Linked DNA regions of Homo sapiens: region 2 is linked to region 1. A link is a loop called in an ENCODE intact Hi-C map of the cell type or tissue named here. Cell type or tissue: GM12878. All regions are shown on one strand.

Region 1 (8,000 bases):
CTTGGGAGAAAGGAATTCCAGCTCCAGGGATCTGCCCCTGCTTTCTCCCGCCTTCCTAGAATGGTGCTTGCCAGGGAGTCTGGCCTTCCTCAGCCCTCACTGACTCCAGCCCTGCTTTTCCTCCAGGATGAGAGTCTGTGCTAAGTCAGTGTTGCTGTCGCACTGGCTCTTTCTAGCCTACGTGTTAATGGTGTGCTGTAAGCTGATGTCCGCCTCAAGCCAGCACCTCCGGGGACATGCAGGTAAGCCCTTTAAGCTCATTATGCACTGCTGAGATAATAAAACCCCTCCAAATGTCAGAGTCCACATTTTAGACACAGATAACTGATGTGAGCTTCTGATGGTGTGTAAATAACTAGAGGAAGCATGAAATATGGCGGAGTAACACAGTTTAATGGTTTAGTGCTTTAAGAGTCCTTTAAAAATATTTTTCAGGCTTTTAAAAACTTTTGTTTTCTTGGGCACACTTTTATTTTTATAGCAGTTTTTCTCAAGGAATCCCAGAAAACCATCAGCAATTTGTGTGGTTGGCGTGTGTGTGTGTGTGCATACATGTCAGTCCATCTGCCCATCCATCCATCCACTCCTGCAGCTTCCTTAGAAGTAGAACATCTTTATGATAAACTTAAACTAACACTTACAGGGCTTTAGTGAAGGGAATAGTCAGATAATTTAAGATCTTTTTGAGAGATGTGGAGAAAATATGCTACATGATTTTTTAAAAAAAGAAAAGAGAAAAAGCTGTGGTAACTTTTGTAAGGGACTTAAAATGGGTGTTGTCTAAAGATTTAGAGGCAGTCATTCTGATAACTTCTAGTGAGACTCATATCTCTGCATTGCTGATTTTTAAAGGCGAGATCAAAACCATCAGCTACCGATCAGTTTGTGTGTTTGTGTGTGTGTGTGTGTGTGTGTTTCTGTCCTTTCTTTCTTACATCAACATTTAAAGTGACACAGTGGAAACTCCCCAGCAAATTGTGTTTTCCTGAATAATTCATATGTGTCAATGGACTTGTTGTCAATTAATTTACTCTCTCAGCTTTGGTAATCTGAGGCGTGGCAGTGCCAGAAATGTTTTGACTTCTTTGGGAAAGAGTGATGCCTGAACCCTAAATCACGTATGGGTCAGAATTATAAATTCTGTCTCCAAAGGTCTTGTGTTTGGAAAGTTCATGAGATATTCTTACCACCAAATATATAACATGTCATACTTTCCACTTCGTTATTCTGATATTTTAAGGTTAGTCATAATTTAAGGCTCAAGATAATTTTTAAAATCTCACACAACTCAATTTTCCCTCCTCAAGTGACAGTTCCAAGAAGATGAGAAAAATAATGATTGAAGTTTCAGCAAATCAGCATAAAATCAATACCATTTGGCTGCTGTGAAGTGCCCACAGCTAGTTGGTTATTGTGCTGTGCCTATTTTTATGAGTTTGTTCACGAGGATAGTGTTTGAGGTCCTCAATCTTATCTCTTTTCTTGAGTGGAGTTTAAGAGTCAGATTAGTTGACAAGTGAAGCATTTCAGTAGGATTACCACCCACTCCCATTCATGCTATAAATTTTATCTAATGATCTTCAGGGAATGAAAGTCCATGATCCTTGCAATGTCCATGTGGCATTTTTGTCCCAGTTTAGTGCTCAGCTGATGGAGAACTCAGGATCACCAGAATTAATTGGGGCAGTGCACCGAGATCCTGAGAAACTCTGGTCAGATTTTCACTCTACTGTGGGTATATTATAGGAAGTCTGACAGCGGGAGCAAGTTGCAGAGTGTTATCTGCAAACGGCTGTGTCTGAGTGTCCAGAGAGGCTCCTGGCACTGTCCCATGGGCTTCATGGTTAGTGCTGGCCAATTAAAGAAATGATGGCACTAGGAAACCCTAGTTAGAAGTTGGATGCTTTTTATGGCTTGGATTAGAAGAGTGGATGTTGATTGCTGTGTGTAAACAAGGAGGTATTTTACAACCCTATCTCCACCTACCTGGCTAAGAGACACAGAAGAAAGGTGGGAATCTCCCCCCCAGTTTTGGCAGATGGGTGTTACGGTAGGTGTGTATCAGAGATGTAATTTTAGTTTAAGCATTAAAAAAACCAAAATGAAAACCCACCTAATTTTCACAGGTTGGGTGGTGAGACTCTTTCTTGAAGACAAATGGCATTAATACATTTCCACAGAATCCAGTAGTATTTTTAAGCAACTAAAAAACGCAAAAGACAGGTTTTGTTGTTTTTAAAGTCTATTTTCCATCATAATTGAGCAGGCAGGAGATCACATACACATATGGGACTGTGTAGCTTCAAGCTGTAGAAAAGGTGAAGGGGCCAATTGGCAGGTTCGTTTCTTTTAAAAGGAGGCCAGGGCTAACTCTTGTTATTTCTTCAACTAGCAATTTGTCCTTTTGTTCCTTTTTTTTTGGCTGTAAGCAGTGCCTTATTTCCCCACAAGAGGGTAGCAAATATGTTTTGTGCAGTGGAAAGATGCCTTCTGGAAGGAAGTTTCAGAAACTCAACTCCTGTGGAATTAAAGATTTAGGGATCTTCCTAGAAATTTCATCTGGTATAGACACGAGTAGTTGGGACACAAAGCATCTTACAACTTTAAGATTTATTCCTGTGAATACTAGGAGACTTCAAAAATTCAGATTTTTATCCTTTAAAGATGGAGTCATAGCTAGTTTTCTGATGGAGCTGAGAAAGTTGAGAACTTGGGTGCTATTGATTTATACGTTCACTTTAATAGTTCCATTTCCCTAGAGAACTTTGAATATAACCTGGACTGCACTATTTCAATTCCACAAAATGCTGTGGTGCTTGGTGACTATTTAATAAAATCTGTTGGCATAAAGTCCCTGGAAAAACTGGGGCACACCTGGAAATGAGGCAGGAAAGGAAATCAAATGTTGGGGGGTCTAAAGTCAAACCTAATTCTGGTTCTGGTACATCCTGGCTGTGTGGCCTTATCCAGGCCACTTAACCTCTCTGAACCTGTTTTATCATCTGTAAAAATGGAATGATATCCATGCCTATTTTATTTGGAGTTATTGGGATAACTAATAAGGAAAAATAGGTGAAGGGATTAGCACATAGTAAACATTCCATAAATGGCAGCTGTTTTCACATTTGGAGGCATCGAGAATGAGTGTGGAAAGGTTCGCATTCCAGGAACAGCTGAAGACTGTGAGCATGGGTAGGTAGATGTGGTCAGAGCCTTCAGGGTTTGAAGATTTCTCATGCATAAGAGAAAAAGGCTTGTTTTTTCATTGTTCTAGTAAGCTGACTGTGGCGAAGAAAGTTGCTCTATGAAGACTGAGGTTTCAGCTCAACCTTAAGGAGAGAAAGGCTTCAACAAGCTGGGGAACAGAGTGACCCAGAAGGGTGTTGAGAGCCCTTTTATTTGCTGGCCTTGACCTAAATCTGCTGTAGAGAGGATGTATCACTGATTGGGAAGTAGTTAGATGTCAAGAATTGTGAAGGGTCTGAGCTTTTACCCTCCTTGCAAGCTAACAGGTTAGCTGGTCATAGTTTCGTGGATGCTGGGCAGAAGGCATGAGATGCTTGGGTCAGAGACAAAAGATTTTACTTTATTTTAATTAATCAATTAATTTTTTGAGATGGAGTCTCCCTCTGTCACTTATGCTGGAGTGCAGTGGCGCAGTCTCGGCTCACTGCAACCTCTGCCTCCCAGGTTCAAGTGATTCTCCTGCCTCAGCCTCCTGAGTAGCTGGGGTTATAGGCGCCTACCACAGCGCCCAGCTAATTTTTGTATTTTTAGTAGAGGTGGGCTTTCCCCATGTTATCCAGGCTGGTCTCGAACTCCTGACCTCAAGTGATCCACCCACCTCGGCCTCCCAAAGTGCTGGGATTACAGGCCTGAGACACTGCGCCCGGCCCGAGACAAAAGATTTTATTACTCATGGCAGAGGAAGCAGCATGAGCTTCAGTTTTGCTTCAGTTCTTCTTTCATTCTTGGGCAAGTTATGAAACCTCTTCGGGACTCAGCCTCTTTCTATGTAAAATGAGAATAATAAAAATAATAAAAAATAAGTCTCACGGTTATAATAAGGAATCAATTAATACCTGGGAAATGCTGAGAACTGTGTTTGCTTAGTGAGTGCTCAAATGCTAGTTATCCTTATTTAGAGCTGTCTTCTTCTTTTGAATGTTATCTGTTTTGTAGAGGTTCTGTACTGTTCAAATTTATGGAAATTTAGGTTTTCTGTTTTTTTTTCTGTTATAAATGATTATGCAAAATATGCATGTTGTGATTGTGTGTTTTGGTGGTTTATGTTATTTTTAACTTAGGGTAAATTTTTTGAAGAGCAGTTGTTGCATCCAAGTTTGATCCCATGTTTTCTGTCCCCTATGATGGCTGAAATTTATAGGAACCCTGCAAATACTCTTGACTAAATAGCATACGCTGTTTTAGTTCTAATTTTCTACAATAAACCTGGTAATTTCAAAAATACTAACTGAGTGGGGAATATAACATCTACTACAGGAGTCTCTCTGAGGCTTAAATTTGAGATAACATTTGTGAAAATGATAAAATTGTATGTACAGGCGGCTATACTTGTACTTTGCCGGCAGAAATGAATTGTACTTAACACAGATGCGTTTGAAAAATGATTTGCCTGCATTGCCTAAGTTCTGACACTAGGGGGTAGGCAAGGCTTATCATAGCTAAATAGAGCCACATGTAATTTTGCATGTTATAAAGCTGCGCTGAAAAAAGTAAAAGGCAACAGAGGAAATTAATTTCACTAACACATTTTATTTAACCCAATATATTCAAAATATTATCATTTTAACATGTGACCCTAGCCACGTTTCAAGTGCTCAATAGTCACATGTGGTTAGAGCCTACTATGATAAGTCCCATGAACTAATAATGAGTTAGGTCTTAATGTTGCTTTTTTAAAGATTGGAATTATGGGTTATTTTAATTTTCATGGGTCAGTCATAGAGCACATTGTTTTATCTCTCTTTATTTCACTTAATTTCTTTTATGTTTTATTTAGTTATTTAGTTCTCTCTCTCTTTTTTTTTTTTAAAACAAATGACTACTAAATTTAGAAAAAGTACCAGGTAAGTGGGATTCGTAACCTCAAGTAATAAAGAATGGGGAAGAGTTCTGTTTCCTGATGAATAGCTTATGCTGTTATTCTCTGCAAGAGCATATTTTTAGGGAGAGGGAAGTGGCAAAAGTAATTTGACAGTGTGTGTGTGTTTATGCATGTGATATCAACCATTAAGTCTTAAAGTTACCCACTAGCAAACTTATTTTGATCAATAATGAGCACTTACCCACTGGGGTAAGTGAAACCTGATGATACCATTTTAATATGGTTTCTCCTGTACTTTTCTCTATCTTCCTTCTTCCTGTCCCACTTCCAGTGAATGGTTATTTCAGTAAATCTATGGATGTATTGCTATGCAGGCAACTCCACAATAGCATACACTATTTTATGAGCAAGAAAAAGAAAAGACTGTGGAATGGTTTAAAGGTCCTATGTTTTGGTAGCAATGGAAAAAGGCATCCATAAGATAGTGGTTACTTTATTCTCTCCCTGGGGAGCTTTTGCACGAAAAACACAGAGGGCCCACTGCAGCGAGATTCCATCTGAACCTTACAAAGTAGAGTGCAGGCACCTGTATTATTTAACAACCGTACTATTGATTACTCAGACCTGCAGCCAAAGATGAGAACAAATGATTCAGAAGTTAAAAAAAAAAAAAAACTGGAAGTTTGACTCTAGCTCCTATCAAGGTACAGTTTGATGTGGGTGGTGATGTCTCCATTTCAGTCTTGCTATGACATAGTTAGGCTGAGGAGAGTTGTCACCCTGTCAAGGTGACCTCCATTTCCACCTCTTGGGAAGGACTGTGAAAATACTTACTCATTTTGTACCAGCTCAGCTTTTTGAATGCTAAAAGCTTCCATGGTGAGGGATTCCACTAGCCTCCGTTGTACCCCATATTATATTTCTTCAGTGCCATCTTGATGGGCTCAGCTTTTAATAAGAAGGGAAAGGAACACATTATATGCAGTGTTCATATTTGGCTTCTTCTCACCTCCTCAGCTGCAAGTTCAAGTCCCAGTGCCACTGGCAAGTTCAGCTTTGTGAAATGTCTGACAAATGAGCATGCTTTACATCCTTTGTGTGTGTGTGTGTGTGTGTGTGTAAAGAAAGGGTTGTATTACTGACGGGAGTAAAGAATTTCAGTTCCTCAAATGAGCTTGTGAGCCATCCTACTTGGCAGAGTAGGCTTTTTCACCCTTCCCTCTTTGAGTCTTTAGGGCAGAACAGGCAACTGTCTTTGAAGAGTTCCTCGGGTAGTTTGGGAAAAGATTCTCCTTACCCTTGAGAAGAAATTTCCCTTTTTCTTCTTTCAAGCCACGGCCTTAGACTCATCTAAACAAAGCCTACAATTTGGGGTTTAAAAAGCTACAGGTCAATACCTCATCTGTATGCCAGTGCTATACGAGGAAATTGGAATCATTTGTTCCCTATAAGGAAAATAAAATCATTGGTAAAAAGAAACAGCAGGGGTAGAGACGGGGCAGGAAGAAAAATGACGTTTTGTATTTTCCTAGGTGTTGCTTGGATGCTTTAAATATTTTGGTCCATATGGTAGTCTCAGAATAGAACACTGGAAATAATATTTTTGAAGGGACATTTAAAAACCCATTACAAAGGATTGATTGTGAGAAGACTGTGTTTGCAAGAGTTAAAAACAATTTGACTACTAAGGCCAAGTACCATCAATGCTTATATTTTAGGGTATGTCTGAAATCAGATAAGAACTATAACTAAGTCCGACAGGGTTAGAAGGGCCTGAGATTGTTGGGTGTCTCCAACTGGGCTCTGTTTTTTTCTTAGCTGTTGGGGATTGGGTAATGGGATCCTAGAAGCAGAGAGGGAACAATAGAGAAATTTGTTTCAGGAAAAATATAATATAGGCATGAAATGAAAGAAGTGAATAGCAACAGTGTTGTTAGCAGCAGGCAATTTTTCAGTAGCTCATCACTGACATTGCACAGCTACCTGGGAAAGGGCTGGGAATAAATACCAGCCATCCAAGGGTGTGGGAGATTTCAGCAATCCGAACTTGGTTGTGCATAAAGGAGTCAAGAGGTGTGTCTTCTTCCCCAAAGTCAAACAGTTACAGATTTTGGAAAAGTCTCCTTTGCTCTGGAAAGTCTTATTTGTTGTTTAGAAAGCATTTGCAAGAAATAGTGGGAGGCTTGTCTTTCAAGTGGCACTTTCAAAGGCTGGTTGGATTTGAGCTAGAGAAATGAACATGTGAACATGTTGCTGTTTTCTGCCCTCCCTGCAAGTGTCCTGTGGTCATTTTACAGGCTTTTCAAGTAAGTGTTGCCCCGTGGAGGACAGTGATTTCTAACTATGCATAGTCTATATGTTTGAGCTGTTGCCGGCTAAACATATCCAATAGGAAATAATACCCAAATTGAAAGGGAGAGAGCAGCTATTAATATGAATTACTTGTCTAGTTAGTTGCTTTCAGGATACCATCTAGAAATTGGAAACATTCACAGAATGGCTAGGTCAGCATTTTTCTGGCCCAGGGTGTGTGTGTGTGTGTGTGTGTGTGTGTGTGTGTGTGTGTATGTCTGCGTGTGTCTGTCTGTTGTGTGTGTGTCTGTGTCTGTTTCTATTTGTCTTCTCCTGGAAAACAAGTATGACGTTGTTTGATCTCTCCAGGTGAGAGCAAGGTTGTTAGCCTCTCCTACCTTATGTTGTACTGATCTGGAATTTGTTTTCTAATGAGCCTGATGCATGCCTCATAGGTGTGTGACACATCAGAACCTGGATTGTTTCTATAAGTCACTGAGACCTAAGTTTGAACCCTACTAATTTTAGAATTTGTAATGGAATGTGTGATGAAAGATCAGCCTTGAGATGATACGGCTGATATTTACCCATGCTGTCTATGAAAAGGGATTTGCTAAGCAAATAAATGGTGTAAATATAT
Region 2 (8,000 bases), 1.8 Mb after region 1:
GTAGCTGAGATTACAGTTGTGTGCCACCATGCCCAGCTAATTTTTGTATTTTTAGTAGAGACAGGGTTTCCCCATAATTTCCAGGCTGGTCTCGATCTCCTGGCCTCAGGTGATCTGCCTGCCTTGGCCTCCCAAAGTGCTGGGATTACAGGCATGAGCCACTGCGCCCAGCCCAAAGCCAGATTTAATTAATTGAAAATGTGATTTTACTTGCACCCAAGTGTAGGAAGTACATTTAAACCAATCCTAAAAATTATTGACAGTGGAGTGTAGTTGTATTTTCACCTGTGTATTAGTATATGTCTTAGGGTTCTCTAGAAGCAGGTCTTGAGACAAGAATTCGAGTGCAGATGTTTTATTTCAGAGGTGAATCTAGAAAATCCCAGTAGATGAATGAGTAGTGACACAGGAAAGGGGAGGTAGCCAGTAAAATGTACATTGTCAAACCAGTTGTCATGTGAGTAATGGAAACTCAGTCCTGCTGGGGAATCCTGAGGATGTCCAACTTCAGAATTATCCTACCTGTAGAGTAGAGAACTTGGACATTTGTCTACCAACTTACAATAGTCATTGTTCATGGCTGCTTCCAAGAGGAATTATTCTCTGGATTTCCAACCTATTCAATGGGGCCAAGGAGCCTCTGGCCACCAGAGAAAGCCCTCAGGCCATTGGAATTTGAGGGTGCACTAATTCCAAGGAGACAGGAGTAGCTTCCCCACTTCCACAGGATCTATTACAGTTTATGATGCAATCAAATAGCTCTCCATTTATAACAAGTCAATAGCCTGGTTTTATTTCCCAGGTGGAATCTTTTCACGCAAACAATGAAGATTTCAAATGTTACATTTCAAGTGTAGGAAACACAATCTTAGAGATAGAATGGATCAGAAATAATCTAGGTTTTTTCCATTCATTTTATCAATAAGGTAATGGAGGTCTAGAGAAAAAAATATGTTCAGATTTCCTCTCATGATTGATATACCCCATATTAGCAGCCAGAGGTTCTGATTTCCAGCCCAATATTGTTTTGACCAAATTATACGGGGTTTTACCACCTCTTGTGTGTAGCTATTGGTCAAAAGTGGAAATGAAGCCATATATTACACAATATATGACCTGAGCTGGCACACTAGTAAGACTGTTATTGTCACTGGGTCATTAGAATATAATGTCACTCTATTTTCTATTTCTCAATGTTCCTTCCAAGTTACAGTGGGATTATAAACCATCCCCCTTCCCCAAGTCTTACATTTTCCACGTTCTGTGGCATTGCTGTGTCTCCCTCAGATGGTGTCTTCCTCTGCTTGAAATGGAGTTCCACATTGTAGCCTCACCAGATATTTTGTTAGCAGATAGGTGCATATTGACCTTTTCAAGTTCATCACAAATTTATTACTTTGATTCCTGCCAAAAAGCACTTCACTCCCACATCTCTTATAGCATTTATGCTGCAGTTTGCATGATTGTTTACCTGTTTGCATCCATGCATCGATTCCACCATTGTAGATTGTTTTGAGAGCAGCAGCCTAACATCATTTAGGATATCCCAGGTTGTGCTGAGGTAGTAAATGACCCCAAATCTAAATGACTTATAATAAACAGTTGATTTCTTGTGCACATTTTATTGCCATCAAAAGTCAGCTGGGGTCTCTCCTGCACATTGCCATCATTCTCATTCAGAGACCCAGACTGGCCGAGAAGTTGCTATCTGTAACATCGTGCATTGTTTTAGGGGGGAGAAGGAAAGTATAGTGTATTAGCCCATTTTCACACTGCTATAAGAAATACCTGAGACTGGGTAATTTATAAAGTGAAGAGGTTTAATTGACTCACAATTCCACATGGCTTAGGAGGCCTTAGGAAACTTATAATTATGGCAGAAGGTGAAAGAGAAGCAAGTACCTTCTTCACAAGGCAGCAGGAGTCAGAAAGAACAAAGGGGAAAGTGCCATTTTTAAACAATCAGATTTCATGATAACTCACCATCACAAGAACAGTATGGGGGAACCACTCCCATGGTCCAGTCACTTCCCAGCAGGTCCCTCCATCAACAAGTGGGGATTACAGTTTGAGAGGAGATTTGGGGACACAGCCCACCCAAACCATATCAAATGGCAAAGTATAGAGTGGCTTTTGATCCTCCTACGTGGCAACAATGTATGTCATTGCTCTGTTTCATTGGGTAAAGCAATTCTTACTATATGCTAGAATATTTGTGAGCTTTCTTAATGATTGTCTTTGTATTCCCCTTACCTGGCAAACTACAGATGTTTAATAAATGCTTGATGAATAAATAAATGAGTAAATGAACCAGTGAATATTTATATACATTTCTTATATTTGTTTGAGATGTATAAACTATATTGGGTAACGTAAATTGACATATGCTAAGGTTATTATTTTTTTCCTTCAATAGCAGATTCATCATCATCCTGGTGATCATTGAGCCTTGTGTGCCAGACATCCAGCCAAGTGCTTTAGAGATTCATTTAGTCATCATAACAATCCTGTAAGATATCTGTTATACCATTTCTATTTTATAGTTGAGAAAATCGAAGTACAGAAAGAGAGGTTATCATTTACTCAAAGTCCTATTGTGAAAAAGTGGTGAAATCAAGTCTAAATTCATGTCTATCTGGCTCCAAAGCCCCTGTTACTAGCCACTTCTGTTATACTGTTCTCCCTTAACTTCCCTTTCTGAACTTTTCATAGCCTAGGTAAGGATAGTTCCAAAAATGTGCTAGCAAGCCCATTTATTGCAGTCAGTCCACAGGTAAATATGAAATCAATCAACATAAGTACAGTGGCCAAGAGAGGCATTTTCAAGCTGGCACTGTCCAAAGCTCTTCTAATATTTGGTATTTTACACTTTTTCTAGCTCTTGACACTGTGGTTACCAAATGCAAAAAGCTAAGGTGTCCACTGGATGCTTTTACAAATACTTGAAAAGGTCCAAGATTCTTATCTGGGGCAAACATGGACACTTGGCCCCACTGGCTGCCTATTCTGAAGCTACAGAAGTTGAGCTGGCTTTCTGCCTGTCAGAATCAGGCTCAGCTTATAAACAATCACAATGTAATGACCACCCTGCCCCCTAGTGGAAGGGATGTGTGCCGCTGTCCTAGGTTCTGAAACAGCAGTTAGCCATGAGTCACAGCGGTTTCTCACATCCTCGGGTTCCAGGCGAGATCCTAGTCTGACCTATGACAGTGCGCAGAGTGGCTCATCATTTCTTTTGTCCATCGTGATAAATAGTAGAACTGATTTCATGTAAGCTGTATGGTTCTGTGTCTTCTTAAACTTACTAATTTTGTCTAGGAAGTGGAGAACACTTCTTTTTTTCCTCTGTGTATTCTCATCTTAAATGTTTATGTCTCCTCAGGTCTTGTGCAATTGTCTCAGTAAAAACATGGAATAGATATAATAAAGGTGGTAGAGTAACCACAAAGTAGTAGATAAAAACACAAGCTTTGGAACCAGTCCGACCATAGTTGAATCTGAGCTCTCGGATCCTTACTAGCTGGGCAACTTTGGGAAACTTTCCTAACTTCTCTAAGTCTCAGCTTTCTCATCTTTAAAATGGGAACATGACTGTGCCTAACTCAGAAACTTATGGGAAACCTTAAATGAAATAATGTTTGTAAAATGTTCGACCCAGATCTTGCCTCCTGATAAGTATGCAGTAGTTATTAGCTGCCACTGTTATTTTGTAGCAGTTGTTGTTTTTACTAGTCTAATTATATTTTTACTAGTCATGAAATTAATTGTGATATGACACCTGTCAAAGGTCTGCTTACTGTAATTAATATTTTGAGGAAGAATCCGTGGAAATTGTTAACTATCCATTTCCCCATTCTGTAACCCACTGTTAAATAAGGTATGCAGAACAGAGAATACCTAGGTCATATTATCTCAACTGTTTCTCCCCCCCCCTTCCAAAAATGCCAATTTCATTTTCACTCCCATTTATTATAGAAGATTGTAAAAAAAAATTCTTTCAGGAGTCCTTGCTTCCTGCAAAGTTGAAAATATTCTTCACTGTTAGCCCATGAACCTTTTACAAGGATCAGTTGTAAGAAAGTTTTTCTCAAGGACAATTTTCTATCTTCTTTTGTTCAAAAAAATGAATATTATGTAACCTAGTGTGGATGTTGCTCTGTCTTAGCAGCTAGGAAACGTATAGCCAAACTCAGTTTCTGATAGTAGTAGTGAGTTCATCTCAGATGCCTGATATTACCTGCACCCCATGCTCCTGCAGATAATCCTTATTCTGTTTTTATCATTAACTGATTTGTCTTTGCATGCACAACCTACCAAGGTTCATTTATTTATCATTTATAATTCTTATGGATAATCAGTCTATTTTGCACTAAATTTTGTCAGCTGCTATAAATATTTTAATATAAAGGGAGTACATATTCTAGATATATAAATAAACCATATTCTTAACTAACTTAATATATTCCACATAACAAGTGTATTTAAGGAGTTATTATGGAAAATAAGCAGCTAATTTTTATATTACTATGAATGAAACAAACTAGAACTAGAAAATTAGGTCAGCATGGTTCACTCGGTGTTGTTTCTTACATAGGCAATTAAAGTATACAGCAGCAAATACCAAAAGAAAAGCATGCTGGTAGGGTTAAGAACCTGGGCTCTGACTCAAAATGTCCACAGTTTTCTTTTGTTAGCTGTGTGATTTGGACAAGTTACATGATTTTTGTGTTTGTTTCCCCTTATCTGTGAAACAGAGTGGTTATGAAAATTAAATGAGATATAAATTAAAGAGGCCTGCTACATAGTAAGTACTCAATTAATGTTAGCTGCTACTTTGCCTAGAATGACCAAAAACAAGAGCTACTATTAGGCTGGGTGCAGTGGCTCACGCCTGTAATCCCATCACTTTGGGATGCTGAGGTGGGCAGATCACTTGAGGTTACGAGTTCAAGACCAGCATGACCAACATGGTGAAACCCTGTCTCTACCAAAAAATGCAAAAATTATCCAGGCATGATGGTGTGCACCTGTAGTCTCAGCTACTCAGGAGGCTGAGGTGGGAGAATCTCTTGAACCTGAGAGGCAGAGGTTGCAGTGAGCAGAGATTGGGTCACTACACTCCAGCCTGGGCAACAGACTGAAACCCTGTCTCACAAAAAAAAGAAGAAGAACTACTATTACTGTTATTATTATTACTGTTGTTATCCTTCTCTGGCCACCCTGTTTCAAGTTGCAAGACAAGCAAACAAAATCGAACAGCATTTATTATCTCCCTTCCCAGTTTTATTTTTCTCTATGTAATATTTATCACCATCACACATACTACACATTTTACTTATTCGTTTGCTCATTTTCTATCTCCCCTACCAGAATGTAAAATGTAGACAGAGATTTTCATTTGTTTTTTGTTTTGTTTTCTTTCATATTCTCAGCACCTAGTACAGTGCATGGTATGTAGTAGACGCTTAGTATTTAATGAATAAGTAAACAGTTCAATGAATGGCCTATCAGGGGTAAGTACTTGTAATAGCATTTGGTAGGACACAGGACTCATTAACCCAGAATGTTAAAGTGATAACAAAAAGGTTAGATGAGACTACTTGAACCCTAGATAATTCCTCATACAGCCAACCTGAGCATTATTATTTGTCACAACTGTGAAAATCTAAATAGTGAGTTTTGAAGATCAATTTTAAGATTCTCCTTTGTAATAAATTGGTGAACATTTTAGCCAGTATGACTGAGAGAAGTTCTTACCACATTACATGTTGATAGCATGTTCTCTGTTATTAGAGATGGTGAAGCCTATATACGTCAGCCATTTGAACAGGGTGTCTGTGTCTGCTGCAAAATCTCAATTAACACATTTTGTTTCATCATTTAATTTCTGCGTATCCCTTGCAAGTTTCTTGCTTTTCTGCCTAGCCATGGCCACTCCTTTTATCAGGGTTATTATTATACTCTTTATCTGTGCCCTCAAAAAGTTCAGGCTATATGAATGTAGAACCCTCATTGAGCACAATGTTCAGGTAGAGACCTGTGTTTGACTTCTCACTCCACCACTTACTAGCTGAGTGGCCTTAGTCAAATTATTTATATGCAGTACTTTGGGAGGCCATGGCGAGTGGAATGCTTGAGCTCAGGAGTTCAAGACCAGCCAGGACAACATGGCGTAAACCCTGTCGCTACCAAAAATACAAAAAATTAGTCAGGCATGGTGGCTCATGCCTATGGTCCCAGCTATGCGGGAGGCTGAGGCGTGAGAATCACTTGAACCCAGGAGGCGGAGACTGCAGTGAGCTGAGATCGCACCACTGTACTCCAGCCTGGGCAACAGAGTGAACACCTTATCTCAAAAAAAAAGACTTATATATATTACTGTTTATTTATCTGTAAAATGGGACTGAGGATCATCCCTGATTCATAAGACTTTTGTGAAGATTGCATGAAATAAAGCATCTAAAGTGCCAAGTGTATGATAAATGTGCAATGTTAGCTTTTATCATGCATTTCTAATTATTATGTATGCCTAATTTGACACAGCATAGTTTTTAGAAGTCCTGGGAGTGATAGGTTGACCACTAGCAAAATTGTGACATTGTATGCTTGATTTTGGTCTCTTCAGAAATATATCTGAAGACAATGGGTACAAAGAAAGGGAAAAAAGAGGTACGTCTTGAATTTGGAAATCAAAACCAAACCTCAGGGAGAAAGCTATATTTATTAAAGAAAAAACTTCTCAAAAAATTAATGATCAACTATGAGACCCAGAGTAGCAGTCGCTTTCACTGTAGCTCTGACTACCCTGTTGTGAGCCCCCAGGATCTACCGACCAGAAGCATGCTCTCCCATCAATCAGCCAGGCAGTTTCGGCTAAAGATTGTACTTAGAAATAAACAAACTGAATCTAAGGAGAAATTATTTATCAAGCATTGATAAATTACTTGTAACTAAGCAAGGGCATTCAAGAATTTGATCCCTGATGACAATACCAACCAGGAAATCTTAAGTATGTCAGAAAAAAAAAAGGCACATGAACGAAGCCAGCTTTTGGTAGTCAAAGGTCAGGATTGGAATTAGAGAAGGTACTTAGGGAATTTTCTTTGTGTTTTGTTTGAGGAGATGCTGATTTATTTTATTTAGTTAGTTTTCTTCCTTGAAATCATCTAGATAAGAGCAAGGTTGAACTCTAGTGGTGAAAAGCCCAAACTGCAAGCTATTTAAAAAAATCCCTCTACATATGAAATAATGGCCCTGGAATGCTGTATCTAAATAAAGAGGTTCAGGAGGCTGCAAGCTCCAGCGACAGCAGCAGACTTGATTTTAAAAGAGGAGTCTGTTTGAAAGTACCCAGGTTTCCTCCCATATGGTATGACTGTTATGGCTGCATCAAGGCAGCACACTGTTCTAGGGCAAATGCCAAGTGACGGTATTTTTAGATTTCTCAAAAGCAACCACTGAATATATATGAATCTACAAGGATAGCATTCATGAAGTAATGTGCTGAAAATAAATTTTATTACAAATTCCTTAAGCCAACCTTGACTATAACCATGTTAATAAGGAACAGGACCAGCCTGAGTTTCATTCATTCCACAAACCTGAATTAAGGCCCTTCTCTAGGTAAGACACTGTTGGAGGACATAAAGAAGCATTAGGCAAGTGTCTTGCTTTCCTGGGTGGAGGAAGATTGCCCCTTGTTGCTTCTGCAGAAACACAGGTGTAGAGAACTTGCATAGTCAGGTTCATCAGACTAAAGAGCCTCTAAAGACTGCTGTGAATAGCACCTACCCCCAGCCCTTGGAATTGTGTACTTTAAACTTGTAAGTGCTCACCTTGGTCTTTGCACAATATCACACTGTATCTGATTATCTTACTCTTGTTGGAAGCTAAGAATCTATGTAGATTTCATCCATGAAGGAGTAGAAAAAAATCTGTATATCATTCAGAGACAAGGGCACCATTTGCTCTTGTTGGTTGGTTAGTTGGTTGGTTATGTG

What was found. Peaks named below come from ENCODE experiments on the same cell type or tissue, not always from the same donor. Only the 100,000 strongest peaks of a DNase experiment are listed, where the experiment ranks them.
Region 2: it touches region 1 in a loop (6-fold over the local background); 74 of 110 quality-filtered maps call a loop at or near these places.

Annotation. Positions count from the first base shown.
Region 1 is chr3:68,872,972-68,880,971 of GRCh38, reverse strand. TAFA4 (TAFA chemokine like family member 4) reads left to right here. Exons shown (of 6, transcript NM_182522.5): 3 at 127-242. Among named protein-coding and RNA genes, the nearest start is that of TAFA4, 56 kb to the left of the region's middle. In GM12878, CTCF peaks have their summits at 2,436 (motif pointing right) and 4,662 (motif pointing right); DNase peaks (open chromatin) are centred at 4,661 and 6,162.
Region 2 is chr3:67,109,112-67,117,111 of GRCh38, reverse strand. No RefSeq gene overlaps it. Among named protein-coding and RNA genes, the nearest start is that of MIR4272, 110 kb to the left of the region's middle. RefSeq lists a silencer at 3,001-3,050. In GM12878, CTCF peaks have their summits at 3,119 (motif pointing left) and 7,191; a DNase peak (open chromatin) is centred at 3,091.